3 separate regions of the Homo sapiens genome follow, and all the other regions are linked to region 1. The links are chromatin contacts, found by Hi-C or POLR2A ChIA-PET in ENCODE. All regions are on one chromosome and are shown on one strand. Each heading gives the region's core, a stretch centred on a gene start or an enhancer-like site at or near the end of the contact. The rest is flanking DNA. Distances are from core to core; before and after follow the strand shown.

What was found. Hi-C counts contacts between places; a loop is a spot of excess contacts on that map. ChIA-PET counts read pairs that join two places held with the same protein, here RNA polymerase II (POLR2A). Pooled maps may share reads with other maps.
Region 2: POLR2A ChIA-PET joins it to region 1 with 16 read pairs in activated T-cell. The contact joins two enhancer-like sites. POLR2A ChIA-PET finds 5 or more read pairs at or near these places in 4 of 52 experiments (GM10248, GM12878, H1 and 1 more).
Region 3: a pooled map shows a loop between it and region 1 (2.1-fold over the local background). The contact joins two enhancer-like sites. A Hi-C loop is called at or near these places in 2 of 50 pooled maps. POLR2A ChIA-PET finds 5 or more read pairs at or near these places in 3 of 52 experiments (CD8-positive, alpha-beta T cell, Panc1 and activated CD4-positive, alpha-beta T cell).

What each region holds. Positions count from the first base shown.
Region 1 is chr15:41,427,667-41,432,046 of GRCh38, reverse strand. The region is part of intron 1 of RTF1 (RTF1 homolog, Paf1/RNA polymerase II complex component); the gene reads right to left. Among named protein-coding and RNA genes, the nearest start is that of RTF1, 13 kb to the right of the region's middle. RefSeq lists enhancers at 1-272, 2,254-2,473. Within about 2 kb of position 2,451, at least 3 of the 41 ENCODE cell types and tissues checked have a DNase peak (open chromatin) inside an H3K27ac peak, as active enhancers do.
Region 2 is chr15:41,022,170-41,026,549 of GRCh38, reverse strand. All of the region lies in intron 25 of INO80 (INO80 complex ATPase subunit), which reads left to right. INO80-AS1 (INO80 antisense RNA 1) reads right to left here. Exons shown (of 5, transcript NR_170322.1): 4 at 1,913-2,063. Among named protein-coding and RNA genes, the nearest start is that of INO80-AS1, 7.6 kb to the right of the region's middle. Within about 2 kb of position 2,294, at least 2 of the 41 ENCODE cell types and tissues checked have a DNase peak (open chromatin) inside an H3K27ac peak, as active enhancers do.
Region 3 is chr15:41,694,258-41,698,637 of GRCh38, reverse strand. It overlaps MGA (MAX dimerization protein MGA), which reads right to left. Exons shown (of 24, transcript NM_001400225.1): 3 at 1,615-2,563. Among named protein-coding and RNA genes, the nearest start is that of MIR626, 4.9 kb to the right of the region's middle. Within about 2 kb of position 2,462, at least 7 of the 41 ENCODE cell types and tissues checked have a DNase peak (open chromatin) inside an H3K27ac peak, as active enhancers do.

The DNA of each region.
Region 1 (4,380 bases), core at 1,202-3,701:
TGGGCGGATCACAAGGTCAGGAGTTCAACACCATCCTGGCCAGCATGGTGAAACCACGTCTCTACTAAAAATACAAAAAATTAGCCAGGCATGGGGGCGTGCACCTGTAGTCTAGCTACTCGGGAGGCTGAGGCAGGAGAATCACTTCAACCTGGCAGGTGAAGGTTGCAGTGGGCCAAGATCGTGCCACTGCACTCTGGCCTGAGCAACAGAGGGAGACTGCGTCTCAAAAAAAAAAAAAAAGTATGAGCCAGGGACACTGGCTCACAACTGTAGTCCTAGCACTTTGGGAAGCCGACGAGGGCTGATCGTTTGAGCCCAGGAATTCGAGACCAGTCTGGGCAATGTGGTGAAACCCCGTCTGTACAAAAAATCCAAAAACTCAGCCAGGTGTGGTGGCACATGCCTATAGTCTCAGCTACTCAAGAGGCTGAGGCAGAATTGTTTTGAGTCTGGGTGGTTGAGAGTGCAGTGAACCACTTCACTCCAGCCTGGGAAATAGAGCAAGACACTGCCTTAAAAAGAAAAACCCAGTCGGGCGCGGTGGTTCACGCCTGTAATCCCAGCACTTTGGGAGGCCGAGGCAGGTGGATCACGAGGTCAGCAGTTCGAGACCAGTCTGACCAACATGGTGAAACCCTGTCTCCACTAAAAATACAAAAAAAGTAGCTGGGCGTGGTGGCAGGCGCCTGTAATCCCAGCTACTTGGGAGGCTGAGGCAGAAGAATTGCTTGAAACCAGAAGGCAGAGGTTGCAGTGAGCCGAGATTGCACCACTGCACTCTAGCCTGGGCAACAAGAGCAAAACTCCTTCTCAAAAAAAAAAAAAGAAAAAAGAAAAACCCGCTGGACGCAGTGGCTCACGACTGTAATCCCAGCACTTTGGGAGGCCAAGGTGGGCAGATCACGAGGTCAGGAGTTCAAGACCAGCCTGGCCAACATGATGAAACCCCGTCTCTACTAAAAATACAAAAAAATTAGCTGGGCATGGTGGCAGGCGCCTGTAATCCCAGCTACTTGGGAGTCTGAGGCAAGGAGAATCGCTTGAACCTAGGAGGTGGAGGTTGCAGTGAGCCGAGATCACACCACTGCACTCCAGCCCGGGCGACAGTGCAAGACTCTGTCTCAATACAAAAAAAAGAAAAGAAAACCCACAATAGTATGGAGACAGCAAAGACTCTCTTAACAGTGTGAAAGATACAAGATGCACTTCCCACAACTTGAGGATTGTATAGGAAGTTACTGGGAAAACTCACAGCAAGATTACTTTTTAGCTCAGTCCTTTATATTCTTTTTGTTTGTTTTTGGAGATGAAATCTTGGTCTGTCGCCTAGACAAGAGTGCAGTGGTATGATCTTGGCTCACTGCAGCCTTTGCCTCCCAGGTTCAAGCGATTCTCCCACCTCAGCCTTCCAAGTAGCTGGGACTACAGGCATGCACCACCACGCCCAGCTAATATTTTGTATTATTAGTAGAGACAGGGTTTCATCATGTTGCCCAGGCTGGTCTTGAACCTCTGAGCTCAGGCAATCTACCTGCCTCACCCTCCCAAAGTGCTAGGATTACAGGTGTGAGCCACGATGCCCAGCCAGTCCTTTACATTCTTATTGAGGGCTCATAATAGCTGAATAGACCAATATGCAACAAAAAAGTCTTCCCACCCTGTCTCTACTAAAAATACAAAAGATTAGTTGGGTGTGGTGCCACGCGCCTGTAGTCCCAGCTATTTGGGAGGCTGAGGCTGGAGAATCGCTTGAACCCGGGAGGTGGAGGTTGTAGTGAACCAGAGGTTGCAGTGAGCCGAGATCGCGCCACTGCACTCCAGCCTAGGGGGCAGCGAGACTCTGTCTCAAAAAAAAAAAAAAAAAAAAAATTAGCCAGACATGGTGGCATGCACCTGTAATCCCAGCTACTCACGAAGCTGAGGCAGGAGAACTGCGTGAACCCAGGAGGTAGGGATGGCAGTGAGCTGATATCGTGCCACTGCATTCCAGCCTGGGCAATAGAGCAAGACTCTGTCTCAAAAAAAAAAAAAAGAAAAGAAAAAATAAAATAAATTAAATTAAATTAAAAACAAAGAAAAAATAAGGAAAAGATACATGGTCCTTGACCTCATGGAATTTAAAATCAAGTATGGGAGACAAACAATGAACAAGTAAAGAAACAATGAATTCCATCTAATGGTAAGTGTTAAGAAGGAAGTGAATCAAATGAGTGCAGGGGCTATCTGCAGTAGGGTGGTTAGAGAGGCTTCTCTGAGGCACTGAGGCTGAGACTAGAAACTTCACGAGAGGAAAAGATGGTACAGTTTTCTGGACAGAGGCCTTCAGATGGAACAGCTAAGGCCCTGAAGCTGATAACAGCTTGGCTTAGTCAAAGAACTGAAAGAGAAACTGTGACTAAAGTTTAGCAGGCAAGCAGGAGAATTGAATGCGGTGGGTTAGTGGTAAGAAGAAAACATATCTTTCTGAGCTTTATAAAACAGGGTGAGGAGCATGGAAGTTAGGCAGTGGGAAGCCATCAAATGGTTTGAAGCAGGGGAGTAACCCAATCCAGCAAGGGTTTTAAAAGAGCACTCCTGGAAAGAGAGAGAGAGAGAAAAAAAAAAAAAGAGCACTACAACTGGTAGATGAACAGACTAGAGGGGCCAGGGTGGAAGTACAGAGAGGACTCAGAAGGAACCCACAGCAGTCGCATTAAACAAGTAGCCACAGGGACAGAGAGAAGTGGAAGGATCTACGAGATGACGAGGAAAAAAGAGTAATTCGCAGAGCTTTAAATCCGAGAAGTTACTTCCTAGTGTCCCTTTCATAGCAAAACTGTTGGTTGATTTAAACAGTGAATATTGGCTGGGCGTGGTGGCTCACAGGTGGCTTACAGGTGGCCTGTAATCCCAGTACTTTGGGAGGCCAAGGTAGGAGGAAGGATCCCTTGAGCCCAGGAATTTGAGACCAGCATGGGCAACACAGGGAGACCCTGTCTCTACAAAAAATTAAAAATCAATTCGCTGTGGCCAGGAGTGGTGGCTCACGCCTGTAATCCCAGCACTTTGGGAGGCCAAGATGGGCAGATTACTTGAGGTCAGGAGTTTGAGACCAGCCTGGCCAACATGACGAAACCCCGTCTCTACTAAAAATACAAAAAGTAGGCAGATGTGGTGGCATATGCTTGTAATCCCAGCTACACAGGAGGCTGTGGGAGAACTGGTTGGGCCCAGGAGGCAGAGAGGTTGCAGTGAGCTGAGATCACACCACTGCACTCCAGCCTGGGCAACAGAGCAAGACTCTGTCTCAAAATAAATAAATAAATTAGCTGGGCATGGTGGCACACACCTGTGATCCCAGCTACTCCAGAGGCAGAGGAGGGAGGATCACTTGAAGCCAGGAGGTCAAAGCTAGAGTGATCCATGACCACGTCACTGCACTTCAGCTTGGGTAACAGAGTGAGACCCTGTCTTCAAAAAAAAAAAAAGGAGTAGGGGGCCGGACACGGTAGCTCACACTTGTAATCCCAGCACTTTGGGAGGCTGAGGTGGGCGGATCACAAGGTCAGGAGATCGAGACCATCCTGGCTAACACAGTGAAACCCCGTCTCTACTAAAAATACAAAAAAATTAGCCGGGTGTAGTGGCGGGCACCTGTAGTCCCAGCTACTCGGGAGGCTGAGGCGGGAGAATGGTGTGAACCCAGGAGGCAGAGCTTGCAGTGAGCTGAGATCACGTCATTGCACTCCAGCCTGGGCAACAAAGCGAGACTCCATCTCAAAAAAAAAAAAAAAAAAAAAAAAAAAAGGGATATCAGTATTGCAGTAGAGGGGTTGGAACAAGAACCCCCAAAGTGACAGTGTCCTTTATCTCTTCAAGTAATCTCAATGTAACCAAGTTAGAAAATGTCCCACCATGTAGCTTGGGTGACACAGTGAGACCCCAGCTCTAAAAATAAAATTAAAAAAAAAAGAAGGCGGCCAGGCATGGTGGCTCATGCCTGTAATCCCAGCACTTTGGGAGGCCAAGCCAGGCAGATCACCTGAGGTCAGGAGATCAAGACCAGCCTAGCCAGCATGGTGAAACCCCGTCTCTACTAAAAATACAAAAATTAGCCAGGTGTGGTGGCGGACACTTGTAATCCCAGCTACTTGGGAAGCTAAGACAGGAGAATCACTTGAACCCGGGAGGCGGAGGTTGCAGTGAGCTGAGATTGCCCCACTGCACTCCAGCCTGGGCAACAAAGAGCAAAACTCCATTTCAAAAAAAAATAAAACTTGACACCATAGGTATGCCAAGTAGCATCTGCTTATTCAACAAAAATTTATTAAGTGCCTACTCTGTCAGGCGAGCATCGGCATAATTATTATTACTGTTATTATTATTTGAGTCAGGGTC
Region 2 (4,380 bases), core at 1,045-3,544, 410 kb after region 1:
ACAGGGTTTCACTCTGTTACCCAGCCTGGAGTGCAGTGGCATTATTTCAGCTCACTGCAACCTCAACCTCCTGGGCTCAAGTGATCCTCCCACCTCAGCCTCCCAAGTAGCTGGGACTACAGGTGCGCACCACCGCTCCTGGCTACTTTTTAAATTTTTTGTAAAGACGAGGTTTTGTCATGTCGCCCAGGCTATTCTCCAACTCCTGAGTTCAAGCTATCTACCTGTCTTGGCCTCCCAAAGTGCTGGGATCACAGATGTGAGCCACCGTGCCCAGCCTGTTTTCACAGTTCTATTAAAAGAAGAAGGAGCCTTTTCTGTCTCCCTTGTTAATATTTTTCTACCATTATTTTTTATCAGCTTGCGTTCTTTATTCAGTTTATCAAAAGACAGAATCTGACAGGGGACCCCTAGAAAGATGATGAATCCTGTTGACTCCTGCCTGCCTAGATTTCTGTCTGCTGCTCCTGTGCTATATGAGTTTAATTCCCTTGTCACTATCAACTTTGTTTGGTTTATACTGGCTATCCAGAAAGTATTTGGATTTTGTACATATCCTGTTCTTCCAAAGTATTCTTGGTCTCAGAAGCTTAAGTTAGTGCAGGGAAATGCACTTTTTCTAGGAAGCATTTAAAGCCAAGAGCTTCCATAGAAGGCAGGCTTCAGTCTTTCATGGTTGTGTGGTTGGTTTTGTTCTCTTAGTATGATAGGTGTATACCAAGAGACCTAATAAAAGGAAGTTTAGATTTCTGAGAGAGGCACATCAAGTCTTTTTAACTTCTCCTGTTCCCAGTGTTTTGTTTTTTGGTTGTTGGGGTTTTTTGTTTTTGTTTTTGAGATGGAGCCTTGCTCTCTCACCCAGGCTGGAGTGCAGTGACACAACCTTGGTTGAATGCAGCCTTCGCCTCCCAGGTTCAAGCAATTATCGTGCCTCAGCCCCCCAGGTAGCTGGGATTACAGGTGCATGCCATCACGCCCAGCTCATTTTTGTATTTTTAGTAGAGACAGGGTTTCACCATGTTAGCCAGGCTGGGCTCGAACTCCTAACCTCATGTGATCCTCCTGCCTAAGCCTCCCAAAGTGCTGGGATTACAGGCCTGAGCCACTGTGCCCAGCCTGTTCCCAGTGTTTAAAGAGCCAATAAAGATGAGCTCTCTTGGCCTGTAATTGTATTTATTTGTTGACCTGAAAGTTCTTCATTTTTTACCACTTGGAGCTCCCCAAATATCTATAACCCACCACTCTCAAGAACAGTCCCACTCTCTCACACATGCATGCCCCATCTATACTACTTCAGTATTGTTTTTAGAGGAGCCAGAAATCCCAGCTACCATGCCTGCTGCTGCTGTTTCTCTCAAGAAAAGTAAATGTAGCTTGAGGAAAACTCTAATTGCTGTGAACATGTGTTGGCAAGCAGGGAGCAGGAGAAAGCTTTTATCGTTTGGCTGAAAGGGTGCTCCTTTCCCACTTGGCCCCTCCCATGTTTGTAGAGTTTCTTTACATAGTATGTGCTAAACCTGAAAATGGGAGTAATTACACCGTGATTATTAGGAGGACAGGAAGAAGAGTTTAGATATCTCTATTTCATACACAGATCTACAACTTTTACCTTTCAGATCAGTCCTAGGGATTCAGATCAGTGAATAAGGCAAAATTTCATGAGATACCCTAATTATATCTTATATTGACTTCTAACCCATCTGTATTGGGGAGAGAGAAACTGATGTCCTTTGAAGCCAACCCTGGCCTTGAATTAGGCAAATTAATTTCTCTGACACATGCTATGAAAACTTGAGGGTTAGTTCAGGAAGAACTGTGCCACTATGGAAGGAATTATAGGAGCTGTTTTATCATTAGCTGAGGAAATAATTCTGCAGGGTTAATAAATTAAGGCCTTAGGAATTATTCTTACCAAAATACTGCAGCGCTTGGAGCGGTTACGCTTCCTTCAGCTAGAGCAGGAACATACGTGTCCTCAGGAAGGACGCGCTGAACGCTTAAGGGGGCAGCCCCTGAAGGTACTGTAGTTTCAGAGGTTAATGAAGCAAGAAAGGGGTTAGCTCCTGTAGGACGAGGGAGAGTATGCATTTTTTGTGGGGAGGGAAGAACGGTACGTCATGCTTCATCTCTCCTTCTGATCAAATCGGGAGGTCACTTGGGGTTAGCAGAATAGGGGGAGGCTGTCTGGGATACAGCTGACTTAGAAAGCAGGATTTACTCTAAGTATATTGGACATTTTTGCCCTCTTTTGGACCTCATAAGTACATTGCTTACATACTTACAACATGACATTGTATGATTCTGAATATATTAATATCTTGATCCTGGGCTCCTGGCCAAAGAAGCCTCTCAAAACACTGAAAAATATTTCACTAAGAACAGTGTCTTGCAAACCTCTTAAGCATTCAATCCTAGACCTGGAAGGGTATCATCAAAATGAAAATTGAAAAATAGATGAAAGTTTATAACTGGAAAAAGTTGTTTTGTTTTTAAACTATAAGAGTGCCTAGAAATGAATCCCAGGCAGAAAAACCATTTTTCCTGTTTCTCTGTTCTTTCATGCTGAGATTCTAGCTTTTGGCTTTTCATCTCGAGACTATGAGCCCAGAGTCTTTATGTATAATTCCAATATAAGTTCTGCTTTTTTACAAAATAAATAAATAAATAAAAATTTTTAAATCAAAACGGTTATCTGTGAGTATAAAAATTGGTCTGTATGAGGTTTTTTTGTTGTTTTTTTTTGTTTCTTTTTTTCGTTTTGTTTTGTTTTTTTTTTTTTTTGAGACAGAGTCTCACTCTGTCACCCAGGCTGGAGTGCAGTGGTGCAATCTCAGCTCACTGTAACCTCCACCTCTTGGATTCAAGTGATTCTCCCACCTCAGCCTCCAGAGTAGCAGAGATTACAGGCAGGCACCACCATGCCCAGCTAATTTTTGTATTTTTAGTAGAGACGGGGTTTCACCATGTTGGCCAGGCCAGTCTCGAACTCCTGACCTCAGGTGATTCACCCACCTCGGCCTCCCAAACTGCTGGGATTACAGGTGTGAGCCACCGCGCTTTAGTCTTACTAGAGAAGACTAAATATGCTTTACTTATCTAAGAGTATGCATGCTGTTCAAGACATATAGAACTGGTCATATTTCTATAGTCTAGACTTACTTTTTAAACTTTTTATAGAAGTATAGCTGCTATTAATTTTGCAGGTCTGCGACACACATCCTACATGGGAGATGTTTGCTCTGACCCACGATCTGCTGGGATACTGCCATGTCAAGTCATAGAAGGGAGAGAGACCCAATTTTCATCCACCTGCTTTGTATTCCTGTATTTATTTGCTTTCTTTTGGTCCATATTTATTTGCCCATGCTCATGTATTAGTGGGAAAAATGAATAAGTTGGAAGCAAGAAAACAAGTTCCTTCTTTTTTTAACTTTTTTTTTTTTTTTTTTGAGACAGTCTGTCACCCTGTTGCCCAGGCTGGAGTGCAGTGGCACAGTCTTGGCTCATTGCAACATCTGCCTCCTAGGTTCAAGCCATTCTTGTGCCTCAGCCTCCCAACTATCTGGGATTAGAGGTGAACGCCACCATGCCAGGCTAATTTTTGTATTTTTTGTAGAGATGGGGTTTTGCCATCTTGGCCAGGCTAGTCTTGAACTCCTGACCTTAGGCGATCTGCCACCTCAGCCTTCCAAAGTGCTGGGATTACAGGTGTGAGCCACCATGCTCAGCCGAAAACAAGTTCCTTTTGGAGAGGATAAAGGTGATATGAGATTCTAGTATTGTTTGGATAAACTATTTTTGTTGTGAACTGGTTTTGGAACTCCAGGCCCAGTTTGCTGTGACCCTCTGTAGTTTTGCATCTGGACCATAGATGGCACTGCTCCCTAGCAAACTCAGTTCAGCTTCATCTGCAAGCCAGAGTACTCTCTGGTTATTGGTAAATGATGCTCTTTCTGTCACGTTGGTACCCTCCAGAGGCACCTACAGCCCATGGTCAGCTGTTCATATGTCTCAAGGCAGTATTTCTCAAGGTTCAACTTGGGACGCTGGGGTGCTTGTCAAAAACATAGGTCTATTGGCCCCTCCCTCAGTTCTTCTGGTTCAAAATCTACACTTTTGGTCCGCTTCAAAGGAGGTCCTTATGTGTACCAAAACCTGACAGCCATTTCCCTAAAGCTTGATCAACACAAAAGGAGAAAAGTTAATAGCAAGATCAAGTTCCCTTGGTGCCTAACTTCCACGAAATGATAGAACTACCTAACTAGATACAGCCGGTGTTTTATGTTCTGATCTCTCCTGTGCTGTGGCCTTTGCTTCTCATACGCTGTTTCTCCCCATGTCTTAGTCTAGCTTTAGGGTTCTTCTGAGCAATTCTGCGTA
Region 3 (4,380 bases), core at 1,213-3,712, 270 kb before region 1:
AAAATGTGAATACGATGTCATACTGAGCTAACTGACCTCAAAGTATACGCCAATTTGCATGTTCACTTCTCAGAGCCTATATTCAGATAGCTTACTCAGCTAACAAGAAGGGAGGAAAAGAACAGGTAGAAGGGATTAAATATCCAACATCTGTGTAGTCAATTAAGAAAGACAGCCTGGCACAGTGGCTCACGCCTATAATCCCAGCACTTTGGGAGGCCGAGGCAGGTGGATCACAAGGTCAGGAGATTGAGACCATCCTGGCCACATGGTGAAACCCTGTCTCTACTAAAATAAAAAAAATAGCTGGGCATGGTGATGCACACCTGTAGTCCCAGCTACTCGGGAGGCTGAGGCAGGGGAACTGCTTGAACCCGGGAAACAGAGGTTGCAGTGAGCCAAGATTGTGCCACTGCACTCCAGCTGGTGACAGAGCAAGATTCCGTCTCAAAAAAAAAAAAAAAAAGAGGCCAGGGGCAGTGGCTCACGCTTGTAATTCCAGCACTTTGGGAGGCTGAGGCAGGAGGATCACGAGGCCAGGAGATCGAGACCATCCTGGCTAATATGGTGAAACCCCGTCTCTACTAAAAATACAAAAAAAATTAGCCGGGCATGGTGGCGAGCACCTGTAGTCCCAGCTACTCGGGAGTCTGAGGCAGGGGAATGGCAAGAACACAGGAGGCGGAGTTTGCAGTGAGCCAAGATTGCGCTACTGCACTCCAGCATGAGCCACAGACCGAGACTCCATCTCAAAAAATAAATAAAAAAAGACTGGGCTTCTATAAAAATTTCCAAGAAAAATAATCTGGTTGAAGAGTCAGAGTGGAATAAACAGAGACTTCAATGTGTAAGACAGGAGAGTTAAGATGACTGTTAATATTTGGTTCTCCAATGGTACTCTACTACTACTACTGAAAACCAGGGCCAGGAGCGGTGGCTCATGCATGTAATCCCAGCACTTTGGGAGGCTGAAGCAGGCAGACTGCTGGAGGCCAGAAGTTAGAAATTAGCTGGCCAACATTGCAAAACCCCGTCTCTACCAAAATTACAAAAATTAGCTGGGTGTGGTGGCACACGCCTGTAATCCCAGCTACTCGTGAGGCTGGGGCACGAGAATGGCTTGAACTCGGGAGACGGAGATTGCAGTGAGCTGAGATCGTGCCACTGAACTCCAGCCTGGGCAACAGAGCAAGACTCTGTCTCAAAAAAAAAAAAAAAAGAAAAGAAAAATAAAAGAAAACCAGGAGGTAAAAGAAATGGAGCGTCACCAAAGAGTTAGTAAATATTTCATGTATTTTTAGTCCTTTCCAAAATCCATAATGATGAAAATTCCAGTAAGACCCGAAGACTTTTTTTAAACACAGCTATGCAAAAATCGTAAACTGAAATCTAAGCAAGACATACTTTTTTAAGTCTATTCAAATGAAGTATCTTAAGTTATTCCTATTAACTAAACCAAACATTTTGGAGACACTTCCCTCCCAACTCCACCCCCCATACACCCTCACAAATAGATATCACAAAACTAGATTGTAAATCGAGTTACTTACAAGCCAGTATACAATTCAAGTATGACTAATTAGCCTTAAAGAATCCTGAAAATTACAATCTTACCTTTGATTCAAAGGAAACAAAGAGAACACCATCCACATCTTCCAGATCAGGCTTCACATCTGGAAAGGTACTCCCAGGGCTTACAGGTGTATTCTTTGTAGAAATTAAAGACTTTCCTGTGTTCTTAGGTGGTCGTCCTGCCTTACAGAGTTTCAATTTTCGTGGCCTTCCTCTTTTTCCAGGGACATTTGGAGAGGCATTCTGATTAGCATTCACTACCTTTGCGGCTGTTGCAATCTTAAGCATAGTTGTTCTCTTTCTGCCCAAGTCCTCTTTTCCTGAAAGTGAGTCTCCAACTGAATCCTTTGAATCGTCGAGTATTCTTTCTGTGCTAATGCTGTCAGATATATCAGGATATTTCCACTGAGGCTCTTTCAGTAAGGGATATTTTTGTACCACTCTGAGATCTGGTGAATGTTTTCTAAGACCATTTTCTGATTCCTTGCCTAAGCAGAAGGCAGTCTCATTGGAATTTTCAATGTATGTAGGCAAATATTCCAATTCTGCCAACATAGAAGATTTATCCTTTCGAGATGTGGAAAGCATGTTATCGGGGAGTTCAGAAATCTTAACTGTGCTTCTGGTGACAGCACAGGGCTCCAGATAGACTACTGGCATCTTTCCAGTGTCTAATTTGAACATTTTAGCTTTAGCAACACCTGATGGGCTGCTTGGAAGCCATTTAGAAGATAGATGGTCAGCTTCTGGGTTGTCAACTTTATTGTGCCTCTTTAGCTGTTTCTCTAGTATAGGATCATCATCACTGTTTGAGTATACATCCGTCTCTTCATCTGTCTCTTCCTGTTTCACAGTGACCCCTTCTGGGCACTCACCAAGTTCGTAGTCATAATCATCTAGAGGTTCCTCTTTAATAACAACATTGAAGCTTCCGTTCTGGTCTAACGGTGAGGCTACACGGGAGTCATCTTCAAAACTGCTGGCAATAAGACTGGAGAGAGAGAGGAGAAAGGGATTTTAAAAGTACAAAATGATCCATTAACAAGACTTGAAGAGAAAAAAAAAAAAAGATGTTAGGAATCCAAGTAACACATCAGATTTCCTGAGCCATTCCTCAAAAACACTCAAAAACTCTAAAAATCCACACGGTGATTAACAACCCTGTAAAGCGAACACACATCCATCACAACTAAGAATTGCAACACAAACCGGAAAGGGCCATTAAACTGCCAGCTGATATTTTCCTGTATGTTTTGAGATTAAATTCACATAACATAAAACATAATATTGCAGCAATTTTAGAGTATACAATTCATTGGTTTTTAGTATAGTCATGATGTTGCCAGATGATTTTCCAACTTTAAAATTGAAAAACTCACTTTCAATATAAAGAATTCACCACTAATTCTTCCAAAATAAAAGATAGGGAGTTAAAGGCAAATACGTATGACCCAGATATATTGTGTATAATTCATCCAAAAACAACATAAACATCTAGTTTCCCCCTCCTCCCAATCATCCATTGAAAGCCTAAGAACTGTACCAATGTATCTTGAGAATATGGTAGAAATAAAAAATTGGGCAGGAGCGATGGCTCACGCCTGTAATCCCACTACTTTGGGAGGCTGAGGCAGGCGGATCACAAGGTCAAGAGATTGAGACCATTCTGGCCAACATGGTGAAACCCCATCTCTACTAAAAATACAAAAATTAGCTCAGCGTGGTAGCACATGCCAGTAGTCCCAGCTACTCAAGAGGCTGAGGCAGAATAATCGCTTGAACCCGGGAGGCGGAGGTTGCAGAGAGCCGAGATTGTGCCACTGCCTCCAGCCTGGCGACAGAGCAAGACCCTGTGTCAAAAAAGAAAAAAAAAAAAAAGATTCCACATAAAGTAATGACGAATTAAAATTCTCAGACTCAGAAATTCTAAAACTGCACCTCTCATTTCCCCCCACCTCAAAATATCCATACAAGTCAACACGTTAGCAGCACAGGAAAGCAGGATGAAAACTGCTTTGAGAAAAACTATACACACCACTATATATATTCACTAACAAATAACATGTAACAAAGGATTGTGGGCATTTTTTTTTAAATAGTTCAAAGCCTATGACTGAAAACAGCATTTATAGCCAGGCATGGTGGCACACGCCTGTAGTACCAGCTATTCAGAAGACTGAGGTGCCAGGACTGCTTGTGCCCAGGAGTTCGAGGCTGCAGTGAGCTACAATTGCACCACTGAATTAAACCCTGGAGCCGGGCGCAGTGGCTCACGCCTGTAATCCCAGTGCTTTGGGAGGCCGAGGCAGGTGGATCACGAGGTCAGGAGATCAAGACCATCCTGGCTAACACGGTGCTAAAAATACAAAAAATCAGCTGGGCGTGGTGGCGGGCGCCTGTAGTCCCAGCTACTCGGGAGGCTGAGGCAGGAGAATGGTGTGAACCTGGGAGGCGGAGCTTGCAGTGAGCCGAGATCGTGCCACTGCACTCCAGCCTGGGCAACTGAGCAAGACTCCGTCTCAAAAAAAAAAAAGAAAAAAAGCCTGGGCAACAGAGCAGGATGCCTCCTCTAAAATAAATAAACAAAAAATTTAAAATTTCAAAAATAAGAAAACAGCATTTACACAACTAAAATATTTTCTTCTGATCAGTCACTTTTTTTTTCCCTGAGATGGGGTCTTGCTCTGTCACCCAGGCTGGAGTACAGTGGCAACCTCCACCTCCAAGGTTCAAACAATTCTCCTGCCTTGGCCTCCCGAACAGCTGTGATTATAGGCATGCACCAACACGCCCGGCTAATTTTTGTAT